2 separate regions of the Homo sapiens genome follow, and region 1 is linked to region 2. Evidence: read pairs that join two places in POLR2A ChIA-PET (ENCODE). Cell type or tissue: K562. All regions are shown on one strand.

The links. Peaks named below come from ENCODE experiments on the same cell type or tissue, not always from the same donor. Only the 100,000 strongest peaks of a DNase experiment are listed, where the experiment ranks them.
Region 1: POLR2A ChIA-PET joins it to region 2 with 6 read pairs; 2 of 35 experiments call an interaction of 5 or more read pairs at or near these places.

Annotation. Positions count from the first base shown.
Region 1 is chr12:123,467,957-123,470,456 of GRCh38, reverse strand. RILPL1 (Rab interacting lysosomal protein like 1) reads left to right here. Exons shown (of 7, transcript NM_178314.5): 7 at 1-403. It also overlaps a transcript of SNRNP35 not described here. Among named protein-coding and RNA genes, the nearest start is that of SNRNP35, 11 kb to the right of the region's middle. RefSeq lists a silencer at 1,361-1,655. In K562, a CTCF peak has its summit at 1,468; a DNase peak (open chromatin) is centred at 1,456.
Region 2 is chr12:123,718,579-123,721,078 of GRCh38, reverse strand. It overlaps ATP6V0A2 (ATPase H+ transporting V0 subunit a2), which reads right to left. Exons shown (of 20, transcript NM_012463.4): 2 at 2,378-2,456. All of the region lies in intron 1 of LOC105370042 (a long non-coding RNA gene), which reads left to right. Among named protein-coding and RNA genes, the nearest start is that of ATP6V0A2, 7.5 kb to the right of the region's middle. In K562, no CTCF peak of the experiment used is centred here; DNase peaks (open chromatin) are centred at 778, 1,318 and 1,758.

The sequences.
Region 1 (2,500 bases), 250 kb after region 2:
CTGTCACCTAGGCTGGAGTACAGTGGCACTATCATAGCTCATTGCAGCTATGAACCCCTGGGCTCAAGCAATCCTCCCACCTCAGCCTCCCAAGTAGCTGGTACTACTGATGTGCACCACCATGCCCAGCTAATTATTTTTTGTAGAGACCAGGTCTTACTTTGTTGCCTAAGCTGGTCTCAAACTCCTGGGCTCAAGTGATCCTCACACCCCAGCCTCCCAAAGTGCTGGGAATTCAGGTGTGAGCCACCGTGCCTGGCCAAATGTCACTTTTTTGATAAGTCAGCAGATCCAGCTCTTGAGCACATCAGAGGCTAGATAATCGGGACAGAAAGGAAAAATCAATCCATCAGAAAGTTTATACATGCAATTATGTAAAATAAAATCAAGAACAAAAAGCATATATATATGTACATGTGTGTATATATTCCTTCTTTCCTTTTTTCTTAAGGGACAAGGTCTTACTATGTCACCAAGGCTGGTCCCAAACTCCTGGCCTCAAGCAATCCTCCTGCCTCAGCCTCCCGAGTAGATGGGACTATAGACATGAACCACCATACCTGGCCCTCCTTTTTTTTTTTATTTAAATGGCAGCATAATATATTCATGCTGTTCTGTGCTTTTCTTTTTTCCCCTTGAAATATCCTAGAGAGGGCCAAGGTGCAGTGGGTCACACCTATAATCCCCATATTTTGGGAGGTCAAGTAGGGAGGATCACTTGAGCCCAGGAGTTTAAGACAAACCTAGGTGACATAGCAATAACCCACCTCTACAAAAAATTAATTAAAATAAAAAAATAGGTGGGTGTGGTGGTGTACACCTATGATCTCAGCTACTTGGGAGGCTAAGGCAGGAGGATCCCTTGAGCCCAGTTCAAGGCTGCAGTGAGCTGTGATCACACCACTGCACTCCAGCCTGGGGGACAGAGTGAGACCCTGCCTCAAAAAAGAAAAAAAAATGTATAGCAATAACTCCATATGAGTACATAAGACAGCGGCTCTCATGGCCAGGAGCAGTGGTTCATACCTGTAATCCCAGCACTTTGGGAGGCTGAGGCAGGCAGATCATGAGGTCAGGAGTTTGAGACCAGCCTGGCCAACATAGAGAAATCCCATCTCTACTAAAAATACAAAAATTAGCTGGGCATGGGGGCATGCGCCTGTTGTCCCAGCTACTCAGGAGGCTGAGGCAGGAGAATCGCTTGAACCCGGGAGGCAGAGTTTGCAGTGAGCGGAGATCGCACCACTGCACTCCAGCCTGGGCGACAGAGCGAGACTCTGTCTCAAAAAAAAAAAGAAAAGACAGTGGCTCTCAACCACGGATGACTGAGCCCCCCAGGGGACATTTGGCAGTCTGGAGACATTTTTGATTGTCACAACTGGAGGGGGAGAGAGGATACTGTCATCTATGGGTAGACACCAAGGAAGGTGCTAATGAACATCCTACAATGCCCTGGTCTACCATATGGGGGTGATATTTATTAATGTTTATCTAGGCCCCACTGATGGACAGGTAGCTTCCTTCCAATCCTTTACTCTCAAAAAGTGTTGCACACTGTCACACACACAAAAGTCTACAGAATAAACTAGAAGCAGAATTGCTAGATCAAAGAGTATTTGCTTCTGTCATGTTCATGGAGACTGCCAAAGTCCCTACCATGGAGGCTGTACCATTGTTTTTCTTTCAAAGTCACCACAGCCCATAGAACACTAAGCCCAAATGTACAGGGTTGGAGTCTGAGTGTGCAAGTTTTTTGTTTTTTGTTTTGAGACAGGGTCTTACTCTGTCACCCAGGTTGGAGTGCAGTGGCACAATCTCAGCTCACTGCAACCTCTGCTTCCCGGGCTCGAGCAATTCTCCAGCCTCAGCCTCCCAAGTAGGTGGGACTACAGGCAAGCAAAACCAACACCCGGCTAATTTTTGTGTTTTTCGTAAAGAGAAGTTTTCACCACGTTGCCCAGACTGGTCTCGAACTGCTGAGCTCCAAGCCATCCACCTGTCATGGCCTCCCAAAGTGCTGAGATTACAGCCGTGAGCCATCACGCCCAGCCTCAGTGTGCATGTTTTCTTTTTTTCTTTTCTTTTTTTTTTTTTTTTTGAGACAGAGTCTCGCTCTGTCGCCCAGGCTGGAGTGCAGTGGTCCGGTCTTGGCTCACTGCAACCTCCGCCTCCTGGGTTCAAGCCATTCTCCTGCCTCAACCTCCTGAGTAGCTGGGATTACAGGCACCTGCCACCACGCCCAGTTAATTTTTGTATTTTTAGTAGGGATGGGGCTTTACCATGTTGGCCAGGATGGTCTCGAACTCCTGTCCTCAGGTGATCTGCCCGCCTCGGCCTCCCAAAGTGCTGGGATCACAGCCGTGAGCACCGTGCCCAGCCAAGTGTGCATGTTTTCAATCTCTCCCTGTTCTGATGCTCAGAGTTGACAACTACACAAACACTGCAACTGGCTTTGCTTTTTGTCCTGATGGTATCTCACAAGGCTTCCCTAATGCAGGCA
Region 2 (2,500 bases):
TAGTCATTATCAGGCCTAATATTTAGAAGTGTTACTAACTGGTTTACAGAGGGAGAGAGGCAGGTAAAGAAGTAAGGAGGAAAAACAAAAAGAAAAAGAAAAGAAACTGTCTTACCAAGATAGCAAAGGAAGCACTGGGTCTAAGAGGTTTCTAGAAATGAACGCAAATTGTTTTAACCAATTTATACTTCAATTTATTCTTTTTTTTTTTAAGAGACAGGGGTCTCACTATGTTGCCCACGCTAGCCTTGAACTCCTGGGCTCAAGAAAGCCTCCTGCCTCTACCTTCAGAGTAACTGAGACTATAGGTATGTGCACCACCATGCCTGGCGTACACCTAAATTTCCTTGAGAGGTCCTTTTTCACTGTTTTAAGTCTGCATTCTTATGGGGTCATACCCTGCTGCCCAGGCTGGAGTACAGTGGTGTGTCATCCTGGCCCACAATAACCTCAAACTCCTGGGCTCAAGCAATTCTCCCACCTCAGCCTCCTGAGTAGCTAAGACTACAGGCACATGTCACCATGCCTGGCTAATTTTATTTTTTGTGGAGACAGGGTCTCAGTATGTTGCCCAGACTGCTCTCAAACTCCTGGACTCAAGTGATCCTCCCACCTTGGCCTCCCAAAGTGCTGGAATTATAGGCGTGAGCCATCGTGCCCAGCCCTGCATTCTTTTGAAACAGTTTAAGCTACAGGAAGTCCTGGATATACCTAATGTGTTATCACATTTGCCCTGCCTTTAAAAACCTTATTCTGAATACACCATCTATCCAATGACTCACCCAGGTTGCAAAGACAGGAATATGGTGCCACTAACGTACATGAACCACACAAATAACTAGGACCTCAAGCAATATGAATAGGACTAGATTTCAAATGACTAAAATTTCCTGTTACACTTAAAAATCCCCAATTTAAAAAAAATAGGCCGGGTGTGGTGGCTCACATCTGTAATCCCAGACCTTTGGGAGGCCGAAGCCAGTGGATCACCTGAGGTCAGGAGTGTAAGGTCAGCCGAGAGAAAGGAAGAATAGACCCAAAGTCAGGTGAGTAAGTTTATTGAACCTGCCGGCTGCTCCACGACAGAGGAGGCAGCCCTGAACTTACAAAATGAGGGGTTTATACGGGGGAGAGAGACCCTGGGGTCGTTTGTTGGTTAACTTTGCCATGTATCACCTTGTGACCTTTACAGTAGCAGCTAAATGAAGGAACTTACAGGAGGCCGTAGGCAAAGTTTGTTTAGGCTTCCCACAACCTCCCCCTGTGTGGTCCGGATGGTTTATAATTGTGTTTTGCTTATCGCAGGAAGGCCTGATAAGTGAAGTTTGCTGGCTTCACTGGGGCACCTAGATAAGGGCTTAGAAATGTTAAAGGGGCTCAGGGGGAGGGGTAGGCAGCACGGAGAGCTTTGGGGGAAGTGTTGGCAGTACCAAGAAGCTTTTTTGGGGCGGTTTGTCCCTAACAAGGAGTTCAAGACCAGCCTGGCCAACATGGTAAAACCCCATCTCTACTAAAAGTACAAAAATTAGCCAGGTGTGGTGGCACGCACCTATAGTCCCAGCTACTAGGGCGGCTGAAGCAGGAGAATCGCTGGAACCCAGGAGGCGGAGTCTGCAGTGAGCCAAGATCATGCCACTGCACTCCAGCCTAGGTGACAAAGCAAGACTCCATCTCAAAAAAAAAAAAAAACAAGCTTTGTCCTTCAGTTGACTGTCTGTCATTTTCCCTCCACTTCAGTGAGAATGTCAAGGCTTGATTTGATAATGACTAGTACCAGACTAAGATGGTAAAGACTTTAGAGATAAAAGAAGTGGCCCTGGGCTGCTTAGTTGAAATGGTTAACAATCAGCACTGATCTAACACACTGGCAAAGGAAGCCCTGAGAAAAAGGAAATTATTGTCAATCACTCTATCTTCCATTTCCCGCCTCCCTTGTTCCTTGAAAAAATTTTAAATTAAGTAACTTATTAACAAGTACAATGTTTTTAAGTTATAATAAACTACAAGGGATCGGTTAAATAAGCCACAGCACATTAATATTAATACAATCAAATAGTATGCTGCCATCAAAAACGATGATGGGTAAATATCTATGTCTACTGACACGAAAAGATGTTATAGTAAGCACTGTTAAGTAAAAAACAAGGGTAACAACAAAATAACCAGGCCATTATGTTTGTAAATTTTTACTTTTATAGATGAATAAAAAAATACAGAAAAATAATACATGCCTACATAACTGTGATTACTTCTGAATGAGAATACAATTTCTTTTTTTCCTTTCTGCTTGTCTATATTTTCCAATATTTTTAAACCGAACAAGGTTTGCCTATATAAAGGTAATTATTTAAGTTGTTAAATCAGAAAATAAACTTACCCAATATTCGCTCTAGCTCTTCACACCTCTTCACCTCACCAACAAATTTTCTTTGGAAAGAACTTACGTTCTGGTTGAGCTGAGAAAAGGATGAAAAATATGGTTTAAATTTCTAAAATTTAA